2 separate regions of the Mus musculus genome follow, and region 1 is linked to region 2. The links are chromatin contacts, found by Hi-C or POLR2A ChIA-PET in ENCODE. All regions are on one chromosome and are shown on one strand. Each heading gives the region's core, a stretch centred on a gene start or an enhancer-like site at or near the end of the contact. The rest is flanking DNA. Distances are from core to core; before and after follow the strand shown.

Region 1 (5,810 bases), core at 1,265-3,764, 48 kb before region 2:
CCTTGTGATTCAGCCTCAATGGGGGGTTTGAGAGTAGATCTTTCTGAAACACAAATCTGGCCATGTCACTCCTCTGAAAAAAATTTAAATTGCTTTCTACTATTCAAGATAAAGTTAAAATTCCTAAGTTCAGAATCGGAGGCCTTCAGGATCTGGATCCTTTGATGTCAAATCTCAAATATTCCTGCCTTTATTTGAATTGTTCTTCCATCCTCAATACACTCACACTTCTCCTGTACTACAGTATTAATGAACTGAATTCTACTAATTATCCATTTTTACAACTTTCGTTTTCGTAAGACACGAGTCCTTAGAAAGTATTCTTACTCTGTCACTAAGCTCAGAGCTAAGCATCAAAAGATATGTAGTAACCGTAACTGTAGACAGATCAGATACAGTCATTTCATTATACCCTCCCAGTCCCATAGGAATTTTATTCCTCACCTTGATGGCAAACACAAGAGCCATGATCCCCAGGCAAGAACAGCCACAGATAATGCTAGTAGCCGCCAAATATTGGAGGCGGAGCCAGCGGCAGTGGATAGGGGATGGAGAATGAGCAGCTTCCATGTTGCTCACCAAGCTCTCCGCTGCCTTCTCCTTGTCCTCCATCACCTGTGGATGATATAGTCAAGGCACTTTTAAGCCCAACAAATGAGCTCTTGCTCGGGCATGGTGACTCCACCCTTCTCAAAGCATGCTGTCTAGTGTCCTAACCCTACACTCAGGAATGCTGTCTTACTGGGAAATTCCTCCAGTGACTCAGGTGAGAAGACTAACTACGTGGTCGGGATCCTTTCCATAGCTGAAGATTCTGAATCTTTTGAAGGGCAAGCATGTGTGAATGTACTTATTCTTCAATAAATATAGACAATGAAGCTGACCTGGCTACCAGAAACAGGAGATAGAATTTTTTTTTTTTTAAATCTTTTCGAGCCCTGGCTATCCTGGAACTCACTCTGTAGACCAGGCTGGGCTTGAACTCAGAAATCTGTTTCTGCCTCACAACTGGTGGGATTAAAGGCGTGCGCCACCATGCCCGGCTGAGAGATATCATCTTAAAACCTTATTACTAGGTAACTTTTTTTGGCTTTGTTTTGACACAGGATTTCGTTATGTAGCCCCTCCCTGGCTTGCCAGGAACTCAGTATATAGACAAGGCTGTCCTCAAATTCAGAGACTGCCTGGCTCTGGCTTTGCTTGGCTTACTTATGATAGTTTCTCTGTGTAGCCTTGGCTGTCCTAAAACTCACTCTGTAGACCAGGCTGGCCTAGAATCACTGAGATCTATCTGCCCCTGCCTCCTGAGTGCTGGGATTAAAGGCGTGTACCACCAAACCCTGGGCATGAATAGTTTGGAGGATAAAAGAAAGGCAAGATTCATATGGTTAAGTTCTTTTTGATGTTTATAAAAACAAAACAAAATAAAAGTAACAATAAAAAAATCCCACCTAACCAAGGAGTGGAGGCAGACATCGATAATACCAATTCGGTACAGAAGCAGAAAGATCTAAATTCAAGGCCAGCATTGCTGAGTCTGAGGATACATGAGATCCTGTCTCAAAACAAAACCCCTGAATATGACACCTCCTTTTCTATGCTTGTCACCTCTACTTTATCCCAGACCATACAACCCAATCAGATTAGCAGAGTTCAAATGACTTTGCCCACAGAAACCTGCACAATGCCTTCCTAGTACTCAGGCCCTCTATGCACATCAAAATATCTTTCCACCCTCATGTCTAATCATTATCCTACAGCCTGGACACATGAAACCACCTGTGGTTCCCCGCCACAAGAAACAAAAATGCAGAATGTGAGAGAGCAAAAAGATGTGGCAAGCTGCAACAGCAGTTGAGGTGAGAAATGAATTGTCAGTAAATGAAAAGAGCCTAAGAAAGGGCCCAGGGAGTTATGGTCAGAAACTATAAACATAAGCATAGATTCTTACCTGGCCATAGGCTTTGAGGAACTGTGAGTTTCGGCTCTTGCCTCGGGTTTGATTTGGCTTGGGTGGAGATGAAGCTGACTCATGGCTCCAAGCCAAGCCAAGGTAGAGTTGTAGGGCCAGCCACCATGTGAAGAGCCCAGGGCTCTGGGAAGGGGCATGGCCAGCTCAAACCAGTTTGGCTAGATGGCGAGCAGAGGAGGGCTAAGGCATGAGCAAATGGAGGATGCCTGCTTTCTGAAGACAGGAGTGTAAGGAAGCACCTGAGTAAGGAGACTGAAGGGGACTCCCGGGTGTTGGAGAACTGAGGGCAAGTTCAAGACTCAGAGAAAAGAGTTTATCTGGGTGGTTTAAAAGACTCTATATAGCCTACCAGATCAGATTTGACAATCTTTCTTTTTTTCTTTTTTTTTTTTTTTTGACTGGGAGCGGGATTAAGTTCTGCTTCAAGGGTAACCTTGCATTAGAGATCAGTCATGGAGTCATTGTAAGAGGGAGGTGAAAAATGACGTCCAAATTCCCACCCAACCCTCCACCAGACCAGAAAATCAGAAGCCTCCTTACACGGATGCTTGTACAGAAACTAAGTTTATTATGCTTTTTTTTTTTTTTCTTAAAAAAAAAAAAAAAAGAAAAAAAAAGAAAAAAAGAAAAAGAAAAAAAAAAAGAAAAAAAAACAAAACAAACCCACCCCACCTCATTGAAAAGCCCCTCCCCCTTTACCCTAAGGGTTTGAGGCTGTGAAAGACAGCTGGGGAATCAAGTACAAGGGGGTGGGGACAGAAACTATCTTGCCACCCTTAACACTGCCCAGCCATATAGGAGAGAAAGGGGGTTGTGACAAGCCCCATTTCCATGACAACCAGTAACCTACCCCCTACTTTGGTGGAAAGGAAGACAGCCCCCTATGTCTCCCTGGAGGCTTTTTCCCTCAAAGACTTCAAGTAGTGGTTATCAGAGTCAGGCCTGGGCAAGGGAAAGCGGCCATGGTGGGATACATAAGTGAAGGGGCTGCCCATTCACGTCTTGGCCTTTCGACCTCTGTGACTAATAGTAGGGATACATAGGTGGGGAGGAGCACTACTACGCAGGATACGCTGGTCCCCTTGGTTGGTGGTCCCAACGAGCCTGCGGGGACCAGTTCGACGGCGTGGGGTTCCATCTCCTTCCTCCTCGTCACCTGAGGCTTCTACCTCTGACTCCTCTACTGAACCCTCAGGCCCCAGGGGACTTGGGGGCTGCAAGCGGCCTCGTTTTGCCATCCCAGAACTCCCAACTGGAGCCCCTGACCTTTTTCGAGGCATTTTCTCAGTTTCTAGTGGGGGGACTAGAGACCCTGGACGCAGGCGGGTTGAGCGAAATTTGGGAGTTAATGAGACCACAGGTGGTGTCAGTTCTAACCCACTTGGCCCACTATCTGCTAAATCCAGGTCATCCTGAATTACGGCCATCACCATGGACCCTTCACTCTTTCGTCCCCGCATCCCTTCAGCTTCAAGCCGAAGACGGGCCAGGCGGGTGAGAGGACGGCTTCCATCCTCATCAGAGGAACTGCCTTCACTTTCTGCCTGGCCCAGGGGTTGGCGCTGCACTCCCAGTCCACAACTCTCAAGAATAGAAGAGCTGTCGGGGTCCAAGACAGGGTGCTGGCTGGGCCTTGGTGATGGTGGGTTCTTGGGAGGTCGGCCCCGCTTCCGCTTCGGTGGGGATGTTGAAATGGTGACAGTAGTGACAGTGTTGGTGACAGCAGTGGGACAGGCTAGGAGTGGTGTCAGGGGTGCTGGGAAAGGGAGCGACTGTGTTCGGCTCTCTAAATTGCCGCCTCCTGGAGAGGATATGGTCCCAGGAATGGGCAAATCCCTTGCTTTAGGGGGACGCCCACGCCGTCTTTTCTCCACAGGCGATAGGATGGTGGGTTCTGGTCTGTGAACTGGTTGGGGTCCAGGAGGCTGGGGCCCAGGAACAAATTGGGGCCTGAGGTCAGGTTCTGCAACAGTTACTGTTTCAGGGCCGGGGACTGGGTCAACCCCATTGGTTTTCCCCTTAGAGATGGATGAAGGTACCTCATCTACCCCTCTCCCAGCATCTGCTGGAGATCTGTTCTTCTTGGGAGGCCTCCCCCTCCGACGTTTCACAGCAGGTGGAGTGATGGCAAGCTCTGTTCCTTCTCCATTCTCTGGGCTTCCCCCAGTAGTCGTCCCCAGTTCATTGTGACGACAAGCTATGAAGGTGGATTGGGTTGGGGTAGACAGTGAAGATGTAGGAGCAGCTTCACAGGGCCCACTGCTAGGAGGTGAGGATTCTGGCCCTGACATACTGTGGATCGATGGGCTTCTTGGACTGGCGCTAACTTCAGATACCCCAGGTACTAGGGTGCTGGCAGGTGCCCGATGTCGCCGTCGCTTTACAAGTTCTTTTTCCTCCACCACAGTTACTAGCCTTCCTGGCAGCTTTCGAAGCACTTTGGGACCTGGGAGCTGTCCTGTCCGGCCAGACCCCTGACCCCTGATTTCTACATCAGCACTGGTTCGACGCCGTGGAGGACGGGCAGGCAAAGGACCCTCAGGAGAGGAGGTGGCTGAAGATGAGGTTGATGGGGCTGTAACCTCAGCTCTAACAAGTTCTTGTGGCTTTTCTGAGTTGGAAATTGGGATCTGAACCTCTCTTGTTTCTCCCGAGTTCCTATGAGTCTCCAAAAGCTCATCAAGTGGTTCAGCAGATGCTGCTGAGGGTGGGAGCTCCAGCCCATTGCTCTCATTCAGACTCATGGTCAATTCCTCACTACCAGGTAGCAGTGTGGTATTGGTCCCCTCCACAGGACCTGGCACCTCCTGCTGCTGACCATTGGGGATGCTCTCAGCTTCCAGGGTTGAACTGGGTGCAGGAATACAAGGAAGAGTCTTCTCTGATTCAGGCAGGATATCAACAGCCACTGGCAAAAGATCCTTTGGAGACACAAGACTAGCCAGGGAAGCCTCAGAATTGGTCATTCCAGGCAGCTCTAGAGACTCCACAGGTGCCAATTCTTGTGCACACAGCCCTACTTCTCCTGAGTCCAAGGGGAGGTTGGTAACCCCAGGAGAGATGGGAACAGAAAGGGAGTCAAGTGGGGCTGGTGAAGAAGAGGTTAATACAGAGGTTTGAGCTTGTAAGGGGGTACAAGTGGGTAGAGGGGTACAGGCAGAAGGCGGGGTAGAAGCAGGAGACGAACTAGGAGGAAGCTGAAGCAGAGGTGGAGTAGGCAAGATATGGACAGGAAGAATGGTTACTGGATTTGGGGCTGAAATGGGTATTGGAGCTGTGGCTAGGGCAGAAGTTATAGCAGAAGCAACAGAAGCAGCAGGAGGGAGAGGAGCAGGAGAAGGAGAAGCAGCAGGAGGAGAAGCAGGAGGAGCAGGAGGAGCAGGAGAAGCAGGAGCAGGCGGAGGAGGAGGAGCAGGAGAAGGAGAAGCAGGAGGAGCAGGAGGAGGAGGAGGAGCAGGAGGAGGAGGAGGAGGACGAGGCCTAGGCACTGGCCTGGGAATTCTTTCTCTCACAGGGCTGCATTGGGGAGGCACAAAGGTGTTGCAGGTATGATGGGAGGATGTGACAGGAGTGTGGTTTGCTCCTTGAGTTTCTGCCCGAGCTCCACGAAGACGTTCACTGACACGAGTCCCCAGCCTCTCAGGAGCCCTGATTTTCTTGCTGCGCCGGTGGCTGGCTCCACTACTTCCACAAGACATCTCATCCCCAGCCCCTGGTCCTTCCTCTTCCTCGTGGGGTAGTCGGAACACCTCCTCCTTGGCTTGGTCCAGGTCTTTTCGGGCAGCTTCCACTTGTTCCTACCAACAACGTGGCCAATAGTGTCAGCAAGAGGAAGAGC
Region 2 (6,076 bases), core at 590-3,089:
TTGCCATGTTTCAGAACATTGAAGAAGCCAGGATGGTGGTATAGGTCTTTCTTCTTAGCACTGGGAGGCAGAGACAGAAATCTCTGAGTTCAAGGCCAGCCTGATCTACAAGTCAAATTTTAGAACACAAAGGGTTACAAAGAGAAACTCTGTCTCGAGAAAACAATGACAACAACAAAAAAAAAAAAAAAAGAGAGAGAAAAAAATGAAAACAAAACAAATAAGCAAAACCAAACTAAACAACAACAACAAAAAAAAAAAACATAGAAAAACCTAATACTCTTAGTGCTCTCCCTAGTAGTGCCTGGGTAACACCTTCCCTTATTCAGCCTCAGTTTGGTTGTACTATCACCAAACCCTACATAGAAAACACATGCAGTAATCATTCACAACCTATTCTCTCATCATGTCATACAGTTTCTCCCATTAACATCAGCACACAAAATTTTATCTGAAGGTGAGCTCACCTGTGTGAGCAGAGACCACACCCCCTGTGAGAGTCTGCACTTCCACGGTGCCGTGCTGTACTGAAGGAAATCACACCTAAAACAGGAGAAGCAGCAGCAGTGAGGACACGACCCACATGTGTCAATCCATACTCATCTAAGGTTACGTACACCAGCTTTATTGGACTTTAAAATACATCCGAAGTCACTTCACAGAACAGTAACAGGGAAAGCTCATGCTTCAGAAAGTCATACAGTAAACTAGGCAAGGCTGTAGTAAATTGGGCAAGGCTCAGCCTTGGGGGTGGGGGTGGAGAAATGCTTCAGGGATTTAAGAGTATTCATTGCTCCTGCAGAGGTCCTGGGTTTTGTCCCAAGCACCTATATAGCAGCTCACAATAGCTCCAGCTCCAGTGGCCCAGATTATTCTTCTGGCCTGTCTGGACACCAAGCATGGATGTGGTGTATATACATGTTGTGGCAACAAAGCACAAAGTGTTTTGTACGGAGAATCTCACAGGGTTGTACATTCTGGCTGGGTAAGAGCAGAGAAGAAGACAACAAAACGTTTTAAAAGCTAAAAGTACTTAAAGCTCTGACAGACAACTGAAGGACAGAAACTTCTCATCTAGAAGTTAACAACGCCTCCTGGATGCCTGACAGCTTCCTTGTCTTTTCAATGAGGACTTAACAGAAATGAGGGCGGAGTTCCCCAAAACAAAAAGCAAATAGTTATAAAGTAAAGGAGGGCTATTTGAATACAGAAAGAGCGAGGTGGAACGGCCAAAGAACTTTAAAGAAAACGCTTTTCGTTTTTGGAGACAGGGTTTCTCTGTGTAGCCCTGGCTGTCCTGGAACTCACTTTGTAGACCAGGCTGTCCTCAAACTCAGAAATCTGCCTGCCTCTGCCTCCCAAGTGCTGGGACTAAAGGCGTGCGCCACCAACCGCCCGGCAAGAAAGAGCTTTATAAGCAGACTTAAGTGAGGAAGGCGCCAAGGAGCCCTAACAGCCGGAAACAAGCAGGGTTAATAAAGTATTCAAGATCCGGAAGCATTTGCCTAGTTAATTCCTTATCTAGGTGTTGTGCTGCCTTGATTCACCCTTCAGAAATTCCAAGGATTGGAGGTAATCCAAAACCATGAGGCCCCAACTATGGACTCCAGCCTTCTTTATGACCTCCCAATACCCCCCCACCCCCCCCGCAGTGGACTGACCCAGCATGACCCTTGACCTCTGCCAAGTTTTGACTCCTCAGACGGCGGCCCCGCCCCCTCGCGGTCGCCCACCCCACCCAACGTGCTCGACCGGCTGGGGGAGGCGCCGGCGCGTGCGCGGCCCGGAGGCGGGGTGAGCCGGCGGCGCGCACGGCCAGATTGGGGAGGGGAGGAGGGGGGGATTCCCGCCAGAACCCGATCCCATAGACCGGGTCACAGGACTCAGATGTCCGCGTCCGTCGGCGCCCCCACATCCACAGACCGCAAAGAGCTCGGGAAGGAAGGGTTCGTGCGCCAAGTCTCGGGCTCCTAAATGGCTTATGGTGGGCGCGCGCCCGGACTACTCGTCCCGTGCACCCCTTTCCCTCGTCCGCGCCCCCGAGGGGAGGCAGGTTGGTGGGCGGGCAGAAGCGCACCTGGGTCCGTCCTCTCGAGGGCTGCTCGTTCGCGCACGCGTGCGCAGAAGGGCAGGAGGGGGGCGAGGCGCCGCTCTGACACCAGGTGCCGCTCGGCCCGACGCCCTCCCCCCCACCCCCGGCTCCGGGAGCGCGCGCAGGCAACCTCGCTCGCCAGCCCCGGGGCCCCGCCGGGCGGTGCGCGCGCAGCACCCCGGGAAGGTGGGAAGCGGCGCTCGCAGATGCGCGCGCAGGCACCCGTCAGGGGAGGGGAAAGTGTGGGGCCTCCGCCATCTTGTCTCCCTCTCCTTACCTGCGTCCTCGGGGGCGTGCTCACCACCCCCCCTCCCGCCGAGGAGGGGGGAGGGCCCCCTCTTGGTCGCCGCCTTCACCACTTTAAATTCCCCTAAGGGCCGTAACACGAGCCACCCCGATGCTCCCACCGCTTCCAGTCACGCCGCGAAGAGGTGCTTGGTGAGTTGAAGAAAAAGGAGACGCTACTCCCAGCGACCCCGCCGCCGCCTCCGCTGCTCCCGAGGCCTCACCAAAATGGCCGCCGCCGTCTCGGCCGCCACCGCCACTAGCACCACCACTACCACCACCACCAAGGCTCGTTATCGCTACCGCCAGAGCGGCCCGTCTTCTCGCGATACACAGTAACTGGAGGCTGAAGGGGCGGGTAGGCTCGCGTGCTAGCGTAGGACTGTGCGGCGCAAAGCAAGGTGGGAGTTGTAGTTCGCTCCGAGGCTCCATGCTGGCCCAGCACGCTTCAATAGGTCTGAAACTCGTGCTGCATTGCAGCTGCCCACTGGGACCACCCTTTGGATTTCGGAGTTTTTGTTCTTACATATCACCCAGTGAAATGAAACAAATGAGTAGAAGAGCTTAGACCTACTGATTCCTACAGCAGTTACTTTTTGTTTTTGAAAGGTGAGGTCTAACAATGTAGCCTTGGCTGACATGGACTCGCTATGTAGATCAAGCTAACCTTAAACTTACAAAGTTGCTCCTGCGTCTGCCTGGAATGAACGTATGCACCACCACTACCAGCTGCGGTTGACTTTGTAACACCGGTTTTCCCAAGAACTCTCAAATACAAGTACCATAGGTTTGCAGTCTTTTACATTTAAGAACTATTTTGAGAGGTTGAGAACATAGCTCAGTGATTAAGAATATTGGCTGCTTCCACTTTGAGAGGACATTCTATCTCCACACTAAAGAAGCTCCTAACAGTTATTCCAGTTCCAAGGAATCCGACACCCTCTTCTGGCCTCAGAGAGCAATACACAAACACGGTGCACAGACATACACGCAAGTAAAACTCCCATTCAAGTCAAATAAAAATCCTTAAGGAAAAAAAGGCTGGGTGGTGGTGGCTCATGGCTTTTAATCCCAATAGAGGCTGACGAATCTCTGACTTCAGAGCCATCCTGGTCTATGAAGCTAGCTCTAGGACAACCAAAGCTACAGAGAAAAATTCCTGTGTCTAGGGGGGAAAAAATCTCTTAGAGAATCTGATACTCCCTTCCGATTTTAAGGATGCATTTATTATCTACAACGGTTCCAAGGAAGATTTTGAGCCATTGGTTACATAACAAGACCCTGCCCCAAAACATAACTAATAATTAAGAAAACAGGATAAAAATAAATCAGCGATGGACAGAGGAGAAGCTATTGAGGGGAAATGGAAGTTGAATAGAGACTGGAAGAAAGATTCTTTACAGCTAGGTATGGTAGCATAAATGCACAATCCCAATTTACTGGTTGAGGCCAACCTGTGCTGTTGCATAAGTCAATACAAACAACCACACAGAGCACACACACACTAATATTCTAAAGTTCAAGATTATCCTGTCTAAAAAAAAGGATATGCATATAATCTTATAGTAACTATGTGTTGCTTTTTTTCACTTTAGTACTTTAAAGGTGTGTGTGTGTGTTTAAATAATTTACAGAGGCAGAGCTGGAGAGATGTTTTAAGTGGTTAAGAGCACTGGCTGCTCTTCTAGAGAACACAGGGTTTGATTCTCAGCACCCACATGGAAGCTTTTAACAGTTTCTAACTTTAGTCTTAAGGGAATTGAAACCTTCTAATACATAGACATACATTCAGGCAAACACTTATAAAAATAAATTCTAAAATTACAGAGGTAATAAATATTTGCTTTTGTAAAAATAAATGTAGTATGAATTATCAGTAAAAGGATTATCTGCAAAAAAAAAAAAAATTCCTAAATGTTCCCAGTACCCTGCCTAGAGAATTCTACCCAGAAGTAATCAGTGTTGAGTCCCCTATATCTAAATGATACCATAGTATGAATTGTTTCACACTTTTGCTTACACTTTGGCAATTTATAATTGTTTTACATTTTGCCTTTTCAGACTTATAATATCTAGAAAGATTAATAAAGATAGTGATGGGGCCAGATGTGGTGGCACCTCTCATTCCTGCACCCAGCAGGCATTAGCAGGGAAAATCTCTGAATTCAAGTCCAGGCTGGTTTACATAGTGAGACCCTATCTTTTTATGTCCCGTCCCCACCCCTCCACTTGTCCCTGTATGTCCCCTCCTCACCCCACCAAAAGAAAGAAAGAAGGTAGTGGAAGAAAGATGACTCAGCAGTTAAGAGTACTGGCTGAGCCAGGCGTAGTGGTGCACACCTTTAATCCCAGTACTTGGTAGGCAGAGGCAGGTGGATTTCTGAGTTCGAGGCCAGCCTGGTCTACAAAGTGAGTTCCAGGATAGCCAGAGCTATACAGAGAAACCCTGTCTCGGAAAAAAAAAAAAAAAAAAAAAAAAGTACTGGCTGGCTCAGGCTAGAGGACCTGACTTTAGTTTCTGGGACCAACAAGGCAGCTGGCAAACATCTTGCCTCTGCACTGCACACATTGCACAGGCAGAGATTTGCCACTAAGCCTGATGTGAATTTGATGCCTGAAACTCAAAAAGTAGAAGGAGAATAACGGTCTCTATTTCAGTTGGTAGAGTGTTTCCCTAACATTTGTGAAACCTTGGGTTCAATTCTTAGTGTCATTTTAAACAGATGTGCTAGCATAGAGCTATAATGTGGCATACAGCATCATTCTGGAGGAGGTGGCAGGAAGATACTAAGTTCAGGGTTATCTAGTGAGTCTTGAGACCAGCATGGACTATATGAAATTCTGCTAAAAAGAAAAATAACTAGCCCAGTTGGTAGTGTGCTTCTAGTGCATGCACAAAGCCATAGGCTGGCTGTCAGCACTACATAAAACTTGCTTTGGAAATGCATGCCTATAGTCCAGTACTTGAAGACTGAGGCAAGATGATCTCATGAGGCCACTTGGGTCCACATAGTGAATTCCCAGCCAGTCAGGTGTATATGGTGAGACCCTGTCTCAGAAAAACAAAAACGGAGGGGGTTGCATGTAGTTGAGTTGGTAGTGTGTTTGCTTCAACTGGAAATGATAATCCTAGTACCAGGGAAGTGGATACAGGAGAACCAGCAGTTCAGGGCTATTCTTACCCACATTACAAGTTTGAGGACAGCCTAAACTTAAACCCTGAAAGTTGTGATTCTGTATCTGTAATTCTAGTACTTAGAAGTTCAAGACCAGCCTGGGCTATATAGTTTCAGACCAGAGCTGGCTAAGATTACACACCTGTAATCCCAGCAAATGGGAGGTAAAGCTTTGAGGATCAGGAGTTAAGAGTTATCTGAGCAGCCCAGCGAGTTTGAGGCCAACCTGGGTTATAGTCCCACTCAAAACCAACAGCAAAAGATGCCAGGGGTGGTGGCACAGTAGTCCACAAGCCAGCTTTGATAGACTTTTTTTTTTTAAATCTTTATTTTCTTTTTTTTTTTTTTTTTTTTTTTTTTTTTTTTTTAAAGATTTATTTATTTATTATATGTAAGTACGCTGTAGCTGTCTTCAGACACTCCAGAAGAAGGAGTCAGATCTTGTTACGGATGGTTGTGAGCCACCATGTGGTTGCTGGGATTTGAACTCTGGACCTTCGGAAGAGCAGTCGGGTGCTCTAAC

The links. Hi-C counts contacts between places; a loop is a spot of excess contacts on that map. ChIA-PET counts read pairs that join two places held with the same protein, here RNA polymerase II (POLR2A).
Region 1: a loop to region 2 is called in a map of left cerebral cortex, with 2.5 times the contacts of the local background. The contact joins the promoter of Tmem265 here to the promoter of 1700008J07Rik in region 2. A Hi-C loop is called at or near these places in 16 of 37 maps with a recorded cell type or tissue (CH12.LX, T-helper 17 cell, adrenal gland and 4 more). POLR2A ChIA-PET finds 5 or more read pairs at or near these places in 4 of 5 experiments (Patski and embryonic stem cell).

What each region holds. Positions count from the first base shown.
Region 1 is chr7:127,557,927-127,563,736 of GRCm38, reverse strand. Tmem265 (transmembrane protein 265) reads right to left here and starts at 2,514. Exons shown (of 3, transcript NM_001304267.1): 1 at 1,952-2,514; 2 at 445-615. The coding sequence starts at 612. Srcap (Snf2-related CREBBP activator protein) reads right to left here. Exons shown (of 34, transcript NM_001304266.1): 34 at 2,518-5,769. The coding sequence ends at 2,968.
Region 2 is chr7:127,508,632-127,514,707 of GRCm38, reverse strand. 1700008J07Rik (RIKEN cDNA 1700008J07 gene) reads left to right here and starts at 1,839. Exons shown (of 1, transcript NR_024331.1): 1 at 1,839-4,270. Srcap (Snf2-related CREBBP activator protein) reads right to left here and starts at 2,725. Exons shown (of 34, transcript NM_001304266.1): 1 at 2,370-2,725; 2 at 468-543.